2 separate regions of the Mus musculus genome follow, and region 2 is linked to region 1. The links are chromatin loops, found by intact Hi-C in ENCODE. Cell type or tissue: gastrocnemius. All regions are shown on one strand. Each heading gives the region's core, and the rest is flanking DNA. Links, peaks and the distances in the headings are about the cores only.

Region 1 (10,311 bases), core at 1,096-9,095:
TTCCTAGCACATTAGCAATGCTAGTAAGTAAAAAAGTAAGTAAATAATTAATTAATTTTAAATCTCAGGTGAAACTTACGTGTATCACGTGCCTCTGTGCTCTAGCATGGACATGCCCCACGGATACCTGGAAATCTATGAGGCATGCAGATAAACACAAGTTTTGAACCCTGCCTTTGAGATATAAATTTTGACCAATGCTTATTTAATACCCAATTTATAAGAATTTTATCTTCAAGGGTTCTACCTTTTGCTTCAGCACAATGTCTGCCTCCAACAACAGAGAAGAACGAAGAGAAGAATTTAGACCCAGGATTATCAAGTCGTCTTCTGAAAGGCATCAGGTAATAAATGTTTTGGGGTTTGTGGCCCAGAAGGTTTCTGCCCAGCCATTTATTTGACTGTTCTAAGAGGATTCACACGCAACTAGCTATGGACATGAAATGAAAAGAAATATTAAAGATGTAAAAATCCCTTTTAGCTGTGGCCCTACAAAGACACGAGGCCAATCATCTACCTCACAGTTGGTTTAGGCGTAAGGACAACAACCTCAAGGCTTCCTGCTCATCTCCCATCCGGTCTTTAAAGACATTGTTTGGAAGGCAAGCCACAGTGAACACTTACTTCCACAGTTCCCCACCCCACCCGCTTCTATGCATCTCAAGGAGGCACTCGAAATGCATCAGCCAGATCATCACACTGCCCAAAAAGAAATCCAAGCTGAGAGAACTTCAGACTTTCAAATAAAGCTTGCAAATGATCTATGTATCTTACCTCTAAACAGCAAGGAGAGTAAATCGAGGCTTCTGCCAACCTCCAATGAACTTGGAGAAAGCAAAGCCACCTAGGAGCTACGATGTGAACAGGTCGCTTTTATCAGACCGTGTACAACCAGGTGGCAAAGGTAAGTTAACCTTCCATTTTTTTCTTTACCTTGTGCACGAACATGATGTATCTGTATGTTTTCTGTAACATATTGTGGTCCTAGATATGTCACTGAATTTTATGTATCCAGAGGAAAAAAAAATACAGTATGAATATGTAAATATACCTCTTATCCTTCTGAGCATTAGAACCAGGGCCTTTCAGTCTCACTCTCCTAAAGTGGAAAATACCTAGAAAGTACACTGTGTTAAAAAAAAAAAAATAGGCCTTTGTCCAGACCATAGCCAAACTGATTTTCAGTAGGGACAGTAGTCCCCCCAAACCCCAAACAGAGGCTATTTATATCTAGCAGATGTCTGGGAAGATTTCTGATTGCTACAAATGAGGACAAGAAAGAAGACAAGTGGCTGCCAGTATATACCAGGAAGAGAACGGAGTACTGCCAGATACCCTACCACACAGACGAAAGCCTCAACACCAAAGAATTATCTGACCCAAGTATCAACAGCAAAGAGTTATAAAGCCCTAGAGTGGAGGAGGAAAGATAGCACATGCAGTTATAAACCCCAGCACCTCTACACGGGGGTTTCCTTAGGAGATACTGTTAGGCTTAGGATACTTTGTTAGATACTTGTTATCTGTATAAAATGATATGACCTTAAACACTCTCTCTCCAATATTCCATCTAGTCTTACTCAACAGTTTATTCAAGATAAATTACTTCTTCTGTATCAGGAGGCAACACCAGCAGCATCATTAAAGGGCAGGGTGTGAGTTCCACATCAATGCTGTCAATTCTCAAAGTCTGAACTGGAACATGGTTTCAACCACGAAACTAGGAAGGGCTTAGGGAGGGCAATTAAAACCTGTTTGGATTCAAGTGTTCTGCTTCCTCCCTTGATCAATCTTCTATCAACTACTATAAAAGGAGGTGAGGGTCTCCACTTTACAGCATTCCTCTCTGTAGTTCTGGAGAAACACTTACAATCAAGAGGCTGCCTCATGGGGCACTTGACCCCAAAGGAACAAGGTCCAAAAATATAACGACCCCTTCAGAAATCAGAAATCTGCTCACCAGAGCAGATGAATACCCTTTGATTTTCTTAAAGAGTTTTCTATAGAAATAGGGAAACAACCAGGAGAAGCTGAGGTCTCTGAACAGAGAAAACTGGAGAATGGGAGGGGCCAGCAAGTACCACCCCTCAGTTTTTAGGTGAATGTTCTAACATCACAAAACCAACAGCAAGCTCAGAGTAAAAACCATACAGAAGTGGTCACTTCATTAGTGTTCTGTCCAGAGCCCAGCAATCCCTTAAGGCTAATGAATGACTAATGGAACAATCCCCTTTCAGTGAATGCAATCATGACACCTGTTAATAAAAGCCTTTGGATCAGACATAGCCAGGGCATCTGGCCCACTTTATTCCCAGAAGCTCAAGTCTGAGACCTGTGCTTTGCAGAGGAGTCCCAGAGACTACTAATCTCGGAAGGGGATGGAGAGGGTCCACCTCACAATACTTGAATTTCTAATCGTGATTGCAATCAGAGCTCCATCCCTTCCCAGAAGTCTTAGATCTCAACCATTATAGCCCAGGAACCCAGGCAACCCCCCTATTATGCTCCCTAAACAAACCCAAGCAGCGAGGGCTGTTGTCCTAAATACAGTACAGCACTGCCCGGAGGGGGCAGGGGGTAGGAGATCATTTTTATTAGATATGCTTCAGACTAAACAATTTATAAGAAACAAGGATACAGCAGCCGGGCGATGAAGATCTCATCACACTTACTGCTGTGGATCAATTTTTATTAACACGTTCTTTGTGGGACTCAAAAATCATGGGTGTGGTTTTTGCTTCTGTGAGGGTGTTGGCTTATGTCTACATAGCTTAGGCTGGCCCCAGGACATGCACCAATACTCCTGCCTCAGTTTCCCAAGTGGTATGAAGCATTTAAGCATACGTCTATATATACATCTAGTTGCAAGATCCTGTGTTTTGTTGTGTTTTGTTTTTTGTTTTTTTTACAGCACCAAAGTTCTTATCATAACAACTTTCAAATCAACTACTTCAACACGTTTTCACTTTTCTCACTTGATAAATGTTCTCTGAGCCCAAAGATCAAGTCTGGACTTGGCCTGTACATTTTCATGACTTTCCAACTTCTGAAGAGATGTTCAAAAGCAACATCAGCCCCTACATCATGTGATACACTAGTTAAAGACCGACTCTCTGTTATAAAAATCCTGATTCCTTGTCTTAATACTCTAGATAGCAGCATGAGCCTAGTGGTATTTCTATTGTGCACACGAGATTGCCTGTTGGAATGGCCTGCCCTTCCAGGGAGATGTAAACATTTCTCCACCCAGTCTGCTGACTTTCTCATAGCTAGCATAAAGTATTTTCAAGGCATTAGGTCTGGCCCACCTCTCAGGCAGACTGGAGGTTTGTTTTTGCTTGGTTTTACTTTTTTTTTTTTTTTTTAAACTGAGATCAAATAACTCTAAAAATGTAGGCTACCTGCTGCCTTGGCCATAAGGAATTCTTAAAGTAACACTCAAGAGAAAGCCCTCTAAGGGTTCTTCTTAGGCAGGCCAAATTTGGAGGGAGGGGGGCAGGGGGAGGGCATGAGGGGCAGGGGGCGGGGCATGGATGAGGCGGTGCCTACCCTTGCCCCAGGACTGAACAGGTGGCAGGAAATAAGAGTTGCTAAAGAAGGTAAATGAACAAAAGTCCAAAGAACAACAAAAAACAGATTGCTCTCACCCGGGGATGGCCTAAAACTACAGTTTGCAAACCAAATGGACCGCATACCTAACTGAAGTTTCCACATCAAGAGAGAGAAACTAGAATGGACAAGATAACCTTTCTGGTTGAGTGGATACAGGTCACCAAGCAACCTCAGCATACACTGACCAAATTAGCTCTACTGAAACTCAAGAATCGCACCAAAACCTGTTCAAGAAACGGAGGGCAACATAGTTTTACAATGCTGGGGATTGTTGTGAAATTAAGGTTAACATACAGTGCAGACATAGAAATAAAATGAAAGAATGTGCACGTTTGGATGCTCTGCTTCCTAATGGTTTGCATCGTAATAATGTTTGGCTGTAAAAGTAAATTAGAAGACTCTCTGGGAAAGCGTAAATCTGAAGCCCTGAAAAGGACCACATTCATTCTGTCTTCATACTAGAGCTTACTTTTCCGGGGGTGGGGGGGTGGGGGGTGGATCATAAGCTAAGTCACCACCAGCAAGTCTATTTCTGTTCTACACAATTCCGACAACAGGCAGGCTGGAGCCCAGTTCTAGCAAGACAGCTTTGTGACTCTGAGACTATACTCTGAGAGCTGCCTGTTCAAGTCCCAGACTTTGCCTAAGCGACCTTGGGCTCAGGAAGCTCCCAAGCCTCAGTTTCCCACCAACTGAGCAGTAGCTGGGGAGATAGGTTCATCACATGAAGTTAATGGTCAAACACGTGAGACTTACGAAGAGGGCTTATGGAGTTTAGCTACTGGGAGATTCAGTGGCCCACCTATTCTAAACCTTCTCTCTACAATGAAGTCCAGATAAAGCACAGAGGATGCCACTCCCAAGCCCCCCCCACCTCTCTCTCTCTCTCTCTCTCTCTCTCTCTCTCTCTCTCTCTCTCTCTCGGAACAGACAACGCACCACTTCCTAAGGTCACCACCACCGCTCTGCCAAATGCTGTACACTCTAGGCAAACCCTCAACTTCTCAGTGAGCTGGGGGTTCATACGAAAATGGGAGAACCAACTGCCTGAGATGTCTCAGTAACAGAATGAGTCACTCGCTGCTTTAGAAACAGAGGGAAATGTCAAGGTTGCCAGAGAACCCCATGCAGATGTTCGCATAAATCATGTTCAAGCGATCACCCAGCCAAAGCTAGAGGACACTATTAAGACGTCACTGGGCAAGAGGAGTTCCATTTATATATTTCGTGCAAAGAGAAAACTCTGAAAATGGGGTTGGGGGGAGAAAGGTACATTTAACTCCAAAATTAGAGAGCATGTGGGACAAAGCTCAGATCTCCCGGGCCCTGGCTGCCAGTTTACTCCAGCCTTTGCACAAGGCCGGTGCAAACTCCCAAGTTCAAAATTTAAAGGCAGCAGAGAGCATGTGTTATATATTTTCTCTCTGTGCTCTATAGGGGAAGCAGAAGCTGTAAACATTTGGAAACATCTGTCTGTGGCCAGCTTTTTATTTCCACACTTCTAAAAGAAAAAAATACTTCTAGTGCTGTGTACTAATGACAGAATCCGCAAGTCCTCGTTCCGATTTCATTAAATTCCCACCAAGCCATTGACCCTGGCATATCAGAAGAAATGGCAAGGGCTATTTCCAGTCATTTAAACTGTCATATTAAAAGAAAAAAAAAGGCAAAACATCAGCCTTATTCGGGTAGGTTGTAGATTGCTCTGGTCAACTAGTTGTTAGCTTGTCAACACTTGGATTCTTCGGATTTCTCCACACATCTGCTTCTACTAAAATGTATGTGTGTCAACAGAGAAAAGCCGTAAAGGCCACTCTCAATTGCTACGTGGTCACCTCCCACACAGAACCTATTGCATCCATTTCTTGTTATTTGCTAGTAACTTTTCCTGAAAGACTTCGGGTGGGTCGTTTGTTCAACTCCTCTGCCAGCTGGACCACCCCGCAGAGAACTGAGCGCCGCACAGCTTCCAGTGAGAGAATAACAGGCGCTTCCCCACTCTGCTCCAAACCAACCCGAGGTAACAGCTGAAGCATGACGACACTAAAATCAACCCTACTATCCATATCTCAAAGGGCTGCAACAGGAAATAAACTTTTTTATCTCTTAAGAGACAGTGAAAGGGAAAGGGGTCAGAAACAGAAATCTGCCTAGGTGGGCTGTGTTTAATCAATTTCCGCGCCTCGGTGCGTTCAGGGATCTGGGCGGCCTCTGGCAGCTTTAACCCTGAGCTAGCTTAGGGGCGACACTCACACCGGTTCCCCACCAGCAGGTGGCCGAGCCCACTTCCACAGGCCCGGGTGCAAATGTGGGAATATGTCCTCTTTTGCCCGGTGCCAAGGCTGCCACCGCATGACGCCCAGCACTTTGCAAACTCAGCGGTCCGAAACCTCAGCAAGCCGGATGAGGCTCTGCCGGTCGTCGGGTGCGGCCTCACCCTGCCCCGGTGCCGAGAAGTGCGAGCCCCGGGACCAGCCCTCCAGCTTGCGCCCGCCACCAGGTGCTTACCTGCGGAAAGGAGCCCTCCTGGCGCGGGCCCCGAGGGTAGTCCAAGTGACCCCTGTCCAGCATCAGGTAGAGTGAGAAGATTACGACGCAGAAGATCGCGCTGCCAAACACGGTGAACTGGCGACTTAACTTCATTTTCCTCGATGGACTCGGGGCCAGGACGCGGTCCTCACCCGAAGGAGGCAGAAGACTGAGGACTCCAGCCGGCGATCGCCGAGGGCTCCCTGCTCCCGGCCGCACACCCTTCGCGCGCTACGGCGCGGGTCCCGGCTGCGCTCCGCACCTCGTCTCCGGAGCCACCACGCGCCCTCGGCCTACGCCCTGGCCCGCTGCCCTCCCCAAGGCCGGCCGTCCCTGCAAGGCAGACTCCTGGAGAGCAAGGCAAAGGTCCCCACAAACTTGCTTTCCTGCAGGATAGCGCTACCCGGTAGGGCGGTCGGAGCAGTCAGAGGAGAGGTCTCTGCCCGACTTCCTGCCACGGGCCGGCACGACTGAGTCGGCAGGAAAAGTTTTCTCGACAAGGGCAGGCGTGTCCTCCGCGCCCAGAGAACGCGCGGGTTCCGCGGCTCCGGGGCCGAGTGTGCGGCGCTGGGAGCAAGGAGCGCGCGGAAGAAGGAACTGGACCTGGAGGCGCCGTGCCCCACAACTTAGCGCCGGGACACCCAGGCCCACCCCCGCCACACCGCCCCCGCGTGCCCGCCGAAGAACCCCTTCCTGCCGCGGCTACTGCGGGGGCCCGACCCGGGTGCACCCTGTGCGCCGGAGCGCTGCAATCCAGGACTTTCCTCGGCGTGTGCGTCCGATCCCCGGCCTCTCCCGGCCCCCGCCGCCCCTACCTTCCCCCTCGCGGGCCCGGGCTGCACGCGGAGGGCGCAGGGGGCGGGCAGCGCCGGGAGGAGGCAAGCCGAGGGAGGAGGAGAGGACCGTCCCCGGAGAGGAGCCCGCTCCAGCTGCAGCCGTGGAGCACCCCCTCCTTCCCGCCCCGAGAACGCGGAGATGGCGGCGGCAGCCGCGAAAGGAAGAGCCGGTTCCCCAGCGCCACTCGGCGCTCCTGTACCGCCCGCCACGAGCCGGAGGAGACGGCGGCGGCGGCAGCGGCGGCGGCGCAGCGGCCGTTGGGTCAATAGGCGCCCGCAGCCCTGGAGCTGGGCAGCCGGCTGGCCCCGCCCCCTCCCGACGCGCCGGGATGAGGGGGCGGGCCCCCTGGCGCCCAATCACAGCGCGCCGCCCGCCAGGCCCGCCCAGCGCCTGCCTCACTGGGCCCTGACAGTAGGAAGACCTCAAGAGGCTTCAGTGACAAGGGAGGCGGCTTTGCAGGAATTGAGGCCAGCAGAGAGGTGCCTCCAGGGCTCCAGCAGCCTAAGGTCCAGAGCGACAGTGGTTCATTCCCCAGATTCCATCCTCTTGTCGCGTCTTCTATCCTGGAACGCCCAGATCAGCCTGCCTTGGAAGGGTCTGTGCAGGGCTGGAAGGGGAGGTAGACAAGAAATCTGAGGAGCCTAAAAAGGACTCATCTTTTCCTCTTGCTTTTGGCGACATCCTGGTGAAACCAGGGGAAAAGGGAGGCTGACAAAGCCTCTTGTAGGCAGATGTAGACATCTGGCGACAAAATCTAGTAAGAGGGGGATCTAAGAAATGCCTGTACCCACTATTGAATTATGGTCTCAAGCTCCAAATTCGCCCTTTTCCACTACTCTGTGAAAATGAATCTGGGCCTTTTAAGGAGGTTTCTCTTCACCCTTCTGGGACACTGTGTCAGTAGAGGGTGCTGAAGAGACATTACAGGAAATAAAGGAACTTGCTTCCTGGTTCTAGTACATCTGATAAGCAGTTTCTCCTAGCATTCCTGACTTTTTCAAGTACAGAGCTCCCCCCTGGCCAACAGTTCTGTAATGGTGTTGGTCGTGGATACTTTCCTGGCACCCTGTTAACAATGTATAGCAAGTTCGGGAACAGTATCAGAGTGATGCCTGCTCTTCAATTAACCATACTGCTGTCTCCATAAGGTCTGTCTCTTAGCCCTTGACTGGATGGGAAACCCATCTTTTGGGGGCCCTTTATCAGTCCAAGAGGTAACTATAAGCCCTGCTCTCCACAGTTGCTGTCTATAGTCTTTCTGGTTTTCTTCTTGCTAGGAAATTCTTGGTTATTTAACTCCCTATTAAAGTTAAGAATTAGTTTTACTAAGCCCTCCGTGTCCAGGAAGTAGTCCCAAGAGAGACCCATAAAGACGGATTTAAAGGTCAGATCGGTTGACTTTCGCCTCAAGCTCCTTGCCAACGGAAAATAGAATGATAATTTGGGTCATGAAGAGCATCACAGTTAATTAAGCCATCACCTGTGGTTGATTCTGATGACGTGCCAATGGAGCGAGTACATGGGGACTAGGTGACATCAACGAAAGTGACTAAATAACAATGGTGGTGGTAGGCATTGGAGTGCTTGCGAATGCTTATAAGAAAAATGGCAAGTCCCTGTCTATCAGCTATCCTTAAGGTATGAGGATCAAAGCGATTCCTCTTGTAGCAAGGAGAATTCTATAACTGAAGATCAAATGTTCTACTTTGGTTTTAGAGCCACTGAACTTATTGTTACTATTGAATTCTCAGACATGGCAAGGTTTTTTGTTTTTGTTTTTGTTTTTGTTTTTCCTTCCTCTAAAAAGTTGATGGGTTAACTTGTGATTGATAAAATCCTAAAATTTGGAATGAGTTAGCCAAGGCTAGGACTAGCAGTTCTGTTCTCTGTGACCCATCCCATCCCCAGCACAGACTTGTACAGTCAGACTAAGTCTCCCTTGCCAAGCGAAGCAGGGTGTCATTCTGTGGCTAAGCAGACCAGGTTTCCTTTGCTTAAAACCCTTGTCGTTTTGGACTGGAGAGATGGCTTAGTGGTTAAGGACACTGGCTGTTTGTCTAGAACAGTGGTTCACAATCTATGGTCTCCACCCCTTTGAAGGCTCCCTTTCACAAGAGTCACCTAAGAGTCTCAGGAAACACGGATATTTTACATTATGATTCATAACAGTAATAAAATTATAGTTATGAAGTAGCAGCAAAAAAAAAATGTGTCTAGGAGTCACCACAACATGAGGAACTGAATTAAAGGGTGGAGGTTTTAGGAAGGTTGAGAACCACTGGTCTAAAGAAAGGACCTGGGTCCTGTACCCACATACAGTCAGCTCAGTAGGCCATCCCTCAGTCTCAGAGGATTCTAGTACCTTCTGGTCTCTTTGAACACTAGTACCGCATGTTGTACCCAGACTTACATGCAAGTAAAACATCACTATAAGCCGGGCGGTGGCACACGCCTTTACTCCCAGCACTTGGGAGGCAGAGGCAGGTGGATTTCTGAGTTCGAGGCCAGCCTGGTCTACAAAATGAGTTCCAGGACAGCCAGGGATACACAGAGAAACCCTGTCTCAAAAAAAAAAAAATTGTCATCTTTCAGGTTTGGGGGTTGTATGCATTTTTTTTTCCTAAAATACTCATCTGTTCAAGAAAGTCTACCAAAAGTGATTGTCTTTATCTGGGCAAATTCCTTGACACAGAATTCACATCTTTCCTAAAACCACCACAACCAACTACCTGAGAATATGATCCCATTGGACTGTGTGTTCTTGTGGAATAAAATGAAGCAATGATTCATATAACAAAATAATTACAATTGTGTCTAATATATGTCAGCAAAAAATCTGGGAACAATGCTTCGAAATGGTTTCTAAAGATATGAGGCCATGAAATAAAGACTGTAACACAATGTAGCAAACATGTATTCCTACTCTGGGCTGGAAGGATGCCTCAATGTTTAAGAGCACTTGTTGCTCCCACAGAAGGCTTGGGTTCCCAGCACCAATCTGACAACCTGGGACACTGACTCCAGCGCCAGAGGACCTGACGCCCTCCCGTGGCCTCCTGGGGTACTGTATGCATATGATGCACAGCTATACCTGCAAGCAAATGCACTGATGTGCAGAAAATGAAAGTCGATCTACTTTTAAATGTGTTTCTACTCTCAAGCATTCAGCTCCCGCAACCCGAGGTGACTTGACTGGTGGATAGTGTATGAGACGGAGATGCCAGAGCGTCATGGCATGGAGTGGAAAAGGAAATTTAACAACTTAGAGGAAAACAAATACTGTTACTAGATTTATCACATGTAGCTTGCAAGCCCATGCCCCAGCTGTGCTCC
Region 2 (10,311 bases), core at 1,389-9,388, 83 kb before region 1:
TCTTTCTTTCAACTGTTTGTATTCTCTTGAAATTCATTCAGTTTACTTCTGTCTTTTTAAAGTTTCTTTCAACATACTTATAATCATACTTTTGAGTTCTTTGTCTAGGATTGTAAGTTATTTGCTCTCAATGGAGACAGTACTGTAGGGGTATGTATTTGTTGTGTGTGTGTGCATGCGTGTGCATGTGTGCATGCTCTATGCAGACGTGAGTTTGGAAGCGCATATATCAGGACACATATGTGAAGGTCTGAGGAAAACATTCAAGAGATGTTCTTCACCTTCTATCTTGTTTTGAGGATGGGTCTCTCTCATACTATGGCCTCACATGTATTCCAGAGGATGTTCCTGCATTTGCTTTCCATCTCACCAAAGAAACATAGATTACAGATGCACAGAACTATATCTAGATTTTCAAATGGCTTACAGAGACCAGAACTCAGGTCATCAGGCTTGTATAATGGGTGTGTTTATCCTCTAAGGCATCTTCAGTGGTCCAGAATTAAGTTTTAGAAGCAGTCCTCTTACTTGATATGAGACGTTTCTTTTATTTTTGTGTTATAACCTGCATATCTGTGGTTACTTTGGTCATCTGTTGGATCTTTTTTTAATCACTCCATTCTTTCAGTGGAAGTGTTTTCAATGTTCAACAGAGACTAAGTAATTGTTATTTTTCTTTGCTGAGCTGGTGTTTGTAATGTTGGGTTCAATCCACAGTAGTAACCTGAGAATAGAACACTATCTCATAAATAGTCATTACCAAAAGGTAGGCTCACTATGAAAATTCAAGAGCAAAGCAGGACAGAGAAGTCCTGGTCAATACAGCTGGGTATTATACAGAGGCCAAACACATGTGATGTGAAAGAACTGATGGGGATAGAATCTAAGGATCACTTCTTGCCTGCTCATGCTTCCAGTCTTGACTATGACTCTTTCCCTGTCTCTCATATACATGACAAGCCTCTCAGCAGTTTTTGTGACATTCAGTCACAAATGCAGTCACAATTGTAGTTGGTCCTCTATAGTCCAGTTTCAAATGCTGGCTCCACCACTGGGCAGTCCTTCTTGATGTCAGTAAATCTACTTGCTATCTCTTCCTGTGACCATAAAAGGTTCTGGCTCAGGCTAGATTCTAATAAAATAAAATCCTTGTAGTTTAAAGGAATTCCATTGGTCACATTTCATATCATGGTCCCATAATACTTGCTCCAGTCCCCCACTCCCCCCAAATGAAGCTCTTGCCAGCAACCAAACTGCGTGCTCACCTGGCTCTTTTAAAAATGGCATCTCTGCTATTCCCAATGAGTGCCAAGGAGAGGGTTTTCTTAGCATCTTCTCCATCTGCCACATGCTACTTTTCACGCCTTTCTCCAGCCCACTCTCTTTCTCCCCCTCTTTAAAATGTCTCCTTCTTATAGCCAACTGGATTTTCCATCTCTATTATGTTGTAGCTTTAATCACTGGCCAGCTCTTGGGAGGGGAGAGCTCTCTAAACTACACCACTCCCTCGCTAATGGACTCTGGATTTTTTCTCTGTTCTTCTTTGTAAAGTTTTCTGTTTTGCTTTGCTAGAAAACCAGAAAAGAGTTTCTTTTTGGGGTTTCATCTCACCTCTCTGAGAACTGTCTAGCTTCCAAGAGCTGTCCATCAGTCTCCTATCTGTGTTCACTACCTGTTGTTGTGTCCTTTTTCCCAATAGGAGATCAGGACTTTGGCTTGGAATCCTGCCCTCCATGCCTACCCTCTTCCTGCTCTGTGCATCTCTCGATGGTCTTTCATGTCACTTGCAGTTTAGAATCCCTACTGAACATCCAGTCACTATCCCCCTAACAGTTTTCACTTTATCACTCCCCCTTTTTGATACTGCCTAGCCATTTAGATTTTTTTTTTAGGTTTTTCTTGTTGCCTCTATTTTAATTTTCTAGCTCTAATTTCTTTCTTTTGTTAATTCTGTGTAGTATTTGAGACTAAGCCCAGGACTTAAACATACTACACAAATCACTCTGCTACTGAGCTACATCTCCAATCAACCTTTTCCTTTTTAGCTTTGTATTTCAGTATGCACATCTTTGAGGTCAATGCTCAGGTTTCACGACGTCTAGGTAGCTACTTCCTCTCTTTAATGTTCTCAAAATAAATCTTTTAAGAGGTAATTTGTTTCATGTTTTCTTGTTTCCTACTTCCAGTCATTGCATAATCTACTTCTGAGTTTTCCACAGTTTTTTTCTCTTCACTTATTCTCAAGGCAGTAGACCTCCACCCACCCAGAATCTGTATCTGCTTAGGCTCCCTTCGTCTTTTCTGTCTTAATATTAGTTGAAGTCCTTCTAGATGGAGTTAATCTGACAAGTATTTTTGAATAACCTACAATGTGTCAGGCATCTGCCAGGGAATTTACTGCCAGAGCAAACTACTTTCTGTACCCATGGAAATAATATTTTAGCAAGGGAAATGTATAGCAGGAAATGGAAGGGAGGAAGAAAGTTAGGAAGGAGAGAGGGAGGGAGGGAAGGGGGAAGGACTAAATCATTTATATAAAGAATATGAAGAATATAAAGAAGACAGAAAGGAGTACCAGCAAGCTCACAAGCAGATCCAGCCAACACCAAGTTGCCAGAAGGTTAGCATCCAAGATGGCAGTGCCTGATTGATATTCAGTCTTCCACCTCAGCACAGGGGCTCTGAACGAATGGAGCGCTTCTCTCTTCAGCACCGAGCATCACATCTGGCCTATGCTGCCAACAACAGCAATTTCCTAGAGCAAACACTTCCCTCAATCATTGATCTAACATCAGTCTCATCGTGTTTCTAACTCATTTATGCCTCGCAGATTCAGTTTTCCAATTCATTACAAAATACACTCAGTGAAAGCATTGTGATCAATGTGACCAAGGCTGGCACCAGATCTGTCAAATCAAAGAGGTAAAGTCGACCTGTAAGTGTAAGCAGCGAATCCTTAGATAACTATTCTTAGCATTTTACTCTAGCATAAAACACATGAATGTGTATCATATTCTAAACTACTGATGTTAGAGCAAAGCCTTTGCTTTGATAATGAGACTACCAATTGAAGTTTTATATATTACTTTCTACATAGCCAAATATATAAAACCAAGTATTAAGCTTGGGTTTCGTACAGTGCACTAAGAACTTAGATACTGAGCAATCTGATGATAGATTGTGTTTATCTTTTTAGGATTCTTCCCATATCTTATTCAGTCATTTGGCCAATGTTCTTCAGTGACTCTGTTTCATGGACTCGTTCCAAAACAGACAACTTAATATAAAAGAAGCTCTTTTCTATAATTTATTAGTTTCATAAAAATTAATTAAATCATAAAAAAATAACAACTCAAAGCTTGGTGGAAAGAAATACACTGGACTTCCAAGTACCGCAGACCCAGACAAGGACTGGAAAGTACCATGAAGTAGAGACTGCTCAATAAAGGCTTTAGGCAAGGAAGAAAGGGGTGCATCTACTTCTTAAGAAAGCAGCGCCTTCCCGTATAAAAGCACTCTACTCTTCTAAAGACAAGATACCAAGTTTTCAAAGCTATTGGGGTAAAAGTTCAGAAACAGGAAAAGGTTTAATCTCATACTTGTATCTCATGACTCACACCTTTATTCACTTCCAGCTGCTGGGTGGGCAGGTTTTCTGTCCAGTTCCACCAGTGTGTGCAGCACAGACTGTGGGGATGGGGTCACTGCCAGTGCTCCCGAGATCTTTTTTTTTTGGTTTCATGAACACTAACAGAATTTTCAAAAGAGGAAAGTCAAATGGCTGAGAAACACTTAAAGGAATGGTCATGATCCTTAGTCACCGGGGAAATGCAAATCAAAAGGACTGTGAGATTTCATCTTACACTTGTCAGAATTGGCCAGGTCAAAAACACAAGCGACAGCTCATGCTGGCGAGGATGGGGGATTACAGAAGACACTTGTCTGATGTTGGTGGGAATGCAGACTTGTCCAAGCACTATAGAAATCAGTAAGGAGCTTCCTCCAGAAGCTAGGAATCGATCTGCCTCAAGATCCAGCTATACTACTCTTGAACATGTACCCAAAGGATGCTTTATCCTACCACAGAAACACTTGTTCAACCATGTTTACTGCTGCTCTATTCACAACAGACAGGAACTGAAAACAGCCTAGATATTGCTCAACTAAAGAAAGGAAATAGAAGATGGGGTACACTTATAGAATGGAATATTACTCAGCTGTTAAGAAAATGAAATTAAAGTTTCAGGTAAATGAATGGAACCAGGAAAAAAAATCATGCTGAGTGAGATAACCCAAACCCAGAAAGACAAATATAATGCATATATTTGTTTATATGTGGATATTAGCTATTAGATCAATGATAACCAAGCCACAATCCATAAAACCACAGAAATTAGGAACAGAGGATGGTGTGAAGGGATAGATGGATCTACCTAGAAAAGAGAAATAAAACAGATGGTTATGGGTGTATGGGAGGATCAAGAAGGGATGGCAAAGGAAGAAGAGAATGAGGAAGGAAATCAAGGAGAGACAACTAAAATTAAGAGCCATATGAAGAGTAGTATGGAAACCTAACACAATAGAAGCTTCCTCAAATATATACACGAAATATAGCTATGAAGGCAATCTAGACGAAATCACAAAATAATGAGGAAAACAAAGCCATAACTGGCCATCTCTTGTCACTCAATGAGGCTTCTACAACAGCATTAGGTTACATCTAATTGACTGATTGTCCTAAAGGGTCCCATGGGAAATCTCCAAACAACCAGGCTGTTGCCAACATTACAGGTTGTTCTCCACACACTTGATAACAAGGCCCCTTGCCAAAAACAATGCCTATACAACTTACTGAACATGGAGAGAAACAAACTACTCTATGGGAAGGCTGCAATCCCATCTGAAATGGCCAACAGAAGATTAACTCAATGGCACCATCTTTGCAGGTTCCGTGTCTCAAAGTGTCATGTCAGGGCTCTTCCTTTCTTATTTATTTATTTATTTATTTATTTATTTATTTTTAATTTTATCTGGTTGTTTTTAATTTTTATTTTATATATTTTTCTTTTATTTTTACCCTATAAGTCCCTGTTGTATATTTTATCACTTCTAGTTCAGGGTTTCAATGGGATTCCTGAGTGTGCAAATGACTGGGTCTCCCTTGAGCATTATCAGATGGCTTCCTCTGGCAGCTGATGGGAACCATGACTGCATTACCATCAACATCAGATGAGTGTTTTCTCTAACTCCACATCCTCCCCTACACATGAACAAAGTATAGAGAGTGAAAGGCTTTGAAGTTCTCAGTCCTGAATGGGATATCTTCATCAACCCTCTTTCCTCAGGGATCTATGTGGCAAGAGGAGGCATAATGTCTCTAACAGACAGAGAGGCTGGAAGGCATCAAGGAAAGAGGCCTTCCACCCACAACACATGAGCTCACAAAGTCTGGCAGAGTGCACATGCCCTGTAACAGGTTCAAGCCAAATAGCTTCTGGCATGGAGAGTGGAGATGTTGACACAACCTCCACCCCTAAGCAAGGAGCTATCTGCAACTGATGCTACTTCCAAAGGAAAAATCAGTCTTCTCCAGTGGAGTCTCGGTGTGTACATTACTGCACCTCAGGGCCGGCCCATGCCCAGGACAAGTTGGCCAACACAACATAAGCTCAATGGTATTTTGTAAAACTACTTGCTTTGTCTGGGTAGACTTAAGACTCCTTCAGGCACTCCCTCTTAGAACTAGACACTCTGGAGAGGACATGTGTAAATGACTGCTGGCAAACGACTGACCCCACATAAACCCTCACCCACAGACAGCTGCCATTTCCAGCCAGGCGAGCAAGTCTGCCAAGACATTCGGGCCTGCCAGGCTTGGTCTCAATCTCTGCCCTAAGTGGAAACTGGCCAGCAGTTCTCCAGAACCCTGAGGTATAATAAGTTGTATTCAACGTGACACAATTGAGATGACTTTTGTTTTCTCGTTGTTTTTAAGGAAACAGATTGCTAAATCATGACTATTTGTCTTACTTCCTACAATAGGCAATACATTTCCTGGAGAATGTTATGAGGAATGTTTTGAGAGCACTGTTTTTAAGTAGATGCCACCAGTACTTGCAGTTAATAAATTATGTCTATAAAAGGCTGAAGACAAAAGACTACAGTCACTCAAAACAGAAAAAAAAAAAAAAAAAAGGCAGCTAAGGACCAGAGAGCCAGATGTCAGGAAGAAGGGGTAAAGTTAGAAGACTACATTCACAAAGTACTGGAAATGAACAAAAGTGAGGTCAAAATGAATTCTGGGGCCAGTACACAGAATAAAGGAAAGCACTTGTTTAGAAAACCAGAGGATGCTACTTGAGACTGCGGGAGGTGCCCAGGAGTGGTTGTCCAACCAACAGAGGGCACGGACAATATGCATGGTGCGGGTGTGCGCTTTCGATCTCTCTCTCTTTCTCCACCCTCCCTCTCTCAAGTAAAAAAGTGAAAAGGGAAGGAATGGGAGAAAAGAAAAATATGGGATAAGAGGATTATTTGCCAATCAATGTCTTACTAAAAAGTAAAACCACTTTCAGGTAAATCTGTAATGGTAGTTTAAATAAATTTATCTCAAGCTAAAACCATCTGCCATGGTTTGAATGTTCTTATATTAAGTAAGTAAACAGTGTGGAATGCTGAGAACCTGAAGATCTGTTTGGGCAATCAGGGCTTTGCCATCATGAGCGGACTGCCTAGTATCAGAGGTTCACTATTGGAAAGCAGTTTCTGGTAAAATGTTGCATTTGCCACCTCAATCACTTGCTAATCTACCATGGGATGACTGACTCAGCAGTTTGGGATGACTGACTCAGCAGTATGGGATGAATGACTCAGCAGTATGGGATGACTGACTCGGCAGTATGGGATGACTGACTCAGCAGTATGGGATGAATGACTCGGCAGTATGGGATGACTGACTCAACATGACAGGATGATTCAGCACAAGTCCATCCTAAGACGCAGCAAATCTGCCTTGGACTTTCAAACCTCCAGAGCATGAACCATTTAGATTTATGGTCATTAAAATTCAGTTTTCTGTTGCAACATCACAAATGAAGTAAAACGAAGCATTTACGTGAAATTTTTCCATTCTTGGGTTTATGAAGTTATTATTACATGACTTTGATTCTTAGTGCTGTTTCAGAAAATCCACCTTATATAAAAGCTGCCTTTATAAATGGTCATGCAACAGTGCATGGCCTTCTGGCCTGCATGATGATGAGGTTAACTCTTGTTTTTCCTGAATAGATGAAATTCAGTCTTCAAGTCACCTGACTTACCCGCACACCCTGCACTAATGTCCTTGGAGACACTACAGTCAGTTTCTTAGAAAATAGAGTATAGGAGAAACAGAAAGAAAAAAATCTTTCTGAAATCAAACATCCCTTGGGACAATTTATTCAAGGTTCCTACATGGTAATTCTTATGTATTTGCTGCTATACAAAATCTATGAATTCCAACTCACCAAGCCTTGGGAATTAACCATGCACAGCAGGTTACTGATGTCACTGAAGTAAATTATGTTAGGTCACAGTCACAATTAATAACATGATCACCAACATGATCAACTTCATTTGCATGCATTATTTAAATTTATATAAGAATTCTTTCTACTGCTTTCGCATGATCAACTCTCTAAGGACTCTTTTTAGAATTTATTTCCTAGTGGCCCACATAATATTAATACTACATATAACAGTTTACCTGTACCAAATGAATATGAATATGAATACACACACAAACACACACACACATATATATGCGTGTGTCATCTTCCCCACTGTAAATGTTTTGTTTATTTACATTAAAAATCTGCTAAGTTCAAGAACATTTTAGAAGATTTACAAAGAATACAAAAAACTCAGTACCTCAATTCTAACATTTTCCATTTAGAGACTCAGAATAGCTATTACCTCACAGGACCAGAGAAGGGAAACTGTCAAGTCCTTCTACTCTAAAGGCCATTGACATTCTTTTAGTTCTTTGGCAATTTTACTAGTATATTAACAACTAAGGTAATTTGTAGATACCAAGTAAAAACCAAATTTTAAAACAACAATGAGAAAGTAGATATGGTCATGAGGTTCTCACATACGAAACTGAGACAGAAACAGAACCCAACAACGGGATTACAGACGCAGCGACGACGACCTATGGCAGAAAGTCTATGAAGAGAAACCATGGGTGAAAACGTTGACTACATAGGAGTTGGCAAGGGCATCTTTTACCAGATCCTTAAAAATTCTGTCTGTGCTAATATGTGAGTGAAAGCCCGTCTCCTTCTCTGGAACAGCTGTGCATTGTGTTTCTCCCTCTGATCTGCTGAGACACTAGCCTGCCTCCACCGACCACAACACGTACCCAGAAAGGGCAGCAGGACCTGCCACAGTCACCTGGGGAAGGACTTAGAATCCTTAGGGCCAGCAAAACCAAAGATCCTCCCAGGTCAAAACAGAAAATAGGAAAATGGTTACTGTGATGATTCCTGAAGCCAAAGGGCTTACTATTATATGATGATTAAAAAGCAGACATCTAGCCTCAGATGCACTCAAGAATTATTTCTTTTAAAACAAAGAAAACATTTCATAGTTGATGTTTCTCCTATTCCATTATGCAGTAAAATATTTAGTGCCCTTAGGGGAGATTTTAAGCATCCATGTAGCTAAAGAAGCCCCATTTCTTGTTCTCAGGTATGAGCCGGGCAAGGCTCTGCTGGTGAAGCCGTTGAACACTATGGGCTTTGTGAGCGCTTCACCACAGCCTCAACCTCACATTCATCGTAATGGTGCTCTCTTCAATGGTGCTTTATTCATTTTTCATAATTTTAATAAATCATACTCAGCTAAAAGTCATAAATTGCCTTTAAGATTCCTTTTACCCTTCAATGTGTAAGAGTTAACATTTCTCAATAAAAATTAAGTCATGGGCAGTAACTGTGTACTCTCATTCACTAAACACAGAAGCCTGGGAGGGTGCCAATGCAAACAGCTACTCTTTTTTAGAAGTCAGAGGCAGCCACCCTTAATCCTGGCTTTTGTTTAATAAACAACTTGACTGTTAGCTTCCGTGTCCACCAACAGAGCCGTGGCCTGATCAGCAGCAAGGCAGTCAGCCTATGAAAGCATAAGAGAAGGAACCTTGGTCTGCAGTAATTAAATTCCTTCTTTAGAAGAATTCACATTGGGCATTAAGGAAAATCAAGAAACTTCATAAAAGGTTACTGCAGATATCTGACAACAGTATCAGAAAGACAAGGAAATACTTGGGTCACAAGCTACACACTTTCTGTCACTTGACTTCCATTTATAAAATCATTACAAGCATAAACACAGGAATCTCTTGTGGCAACTTCTTTCTGAACACAGAATATGACAGTCATGGAAGAAAGCCTATTTCTTCAGAAAAAATTTAATTGATTAGTAATTGATTTAATGAAAAGCTTCCTTGAAGTACACAGGCTGAGTAGAGGTCAGAAGCACAAAGGCCAAAGGGCCAGGGAAGCGAGAAGGAGTCACACACTTACCTTGGCTCCTGTGCGCTCAGTTGTATTATAATTTTTTGGGGCAGAGAATCTTGTGAACTTTGCTTCGTATCCTGTTAAAAGAAAAAGCATAGTGTTTTTCAAGTTTTACTTTTTAAAACTAATCATCAAAATTAGCTAGCCAATGCTACCTTGCAAAATTTTAAAAAAAGAGCACACCAGAAGACAAAAATTCTCCTTCAAAGTGCATGGAGCATGCTAAGACTCAAAGCAAGTAATCCTGATGTGTGTGTGTGTGAGAGAGAGACAGAGAGACAGAGACATACAGAGAAACAGACAGAGAGACAGAGAGAGAGAGAAAGACAGAGAGAGAGACACAGAGAGACAGAGACATACAGAGAAACAGACAGACAGACAGACAGAGAGACAGAGAGAGAGAGAGAGAGAGAGAGAGAGAGAGAGAGAGGGAGAGAGAGAGAGAGAGAGAGAAGCAAAAAGAGAACATCAGATTCAAGAACATCATGCATTACTGGGCAAGAGTTCACAATGGCACAATGAGTTGCTCCATTTTAGAACCAAATAAATCTGCGAGCTTGAGAACATCCTCCAACCTTTGTGTCCTCTATCTCCCATCCTTAGGAAACAGACATCCTCTTCTTGTGGTTTTTTTTTTTTTCACTTTAAAATGAAAATTTGTAATCATGACTTGATTACAAGCATCCATCTAAGAAAATCGTGAAGCTGCATCGCTAATTCCAAATGTATAATTTCGAATTGCATATAAAATTCC

The links. Hi-C counts contacts between places; a loop is a spot of excess contacts. Peaks named below come from ENCODE experiments on the same cell type or tissue, not always from the same donor. Only the 100,000 strongest peaks of a DNase experiment are listed, where the experiment ranks them.
Region 2: a loop joins it to region 1, with 2.7 times the contacts of the local background. A loop is called at or near these places in 5 of 42 quality-filtered maps.

What each region holds. Positions count from the first base shown.
Region 1 is chr17:64,597,680-64,607,990 of GRCm38, reverse strand. It overlaps Man2a1 (mannosidase 2, alpha 1), which reads right to left and starts at 6,342. Exons shown (of 22, transcript NM_008549.2): 1 at 6,121-6,342. The coding sequence starts at 6,255. In gastrocnemius, for the core only: CTCF peaks have their summits at 5,586 and 7,869 (motif pointing right); DNase peaks (open chromatin) are centred at 6,066, 6,520, 7,283, 7,866 and 2 more places; H3K4me3 peaks cover 4,130 bases; H3K27ac peaks cover 4,691 bases.
Region 2 is chr17:64,680,878-64,691,188 of GRCm38, reverse strand. It overlaps Man2a1 (mannosidase 2, alpha 1), which reads right to left. Exons shown (of 22, transcript NM_008549.2): 12 at 9,564-9,634. Among named protein-coding and RNA genes, the nearest start is that of Dreh, 81 kb to the left of the region's middle. In gastrocnemius, for the core only: no CTCF peak of the experiment used is centred there; DNase peaks (open chromatin) are centred at 5,505, 5,849 and 9,025; H3K27ac peaks cover 1,339 bases.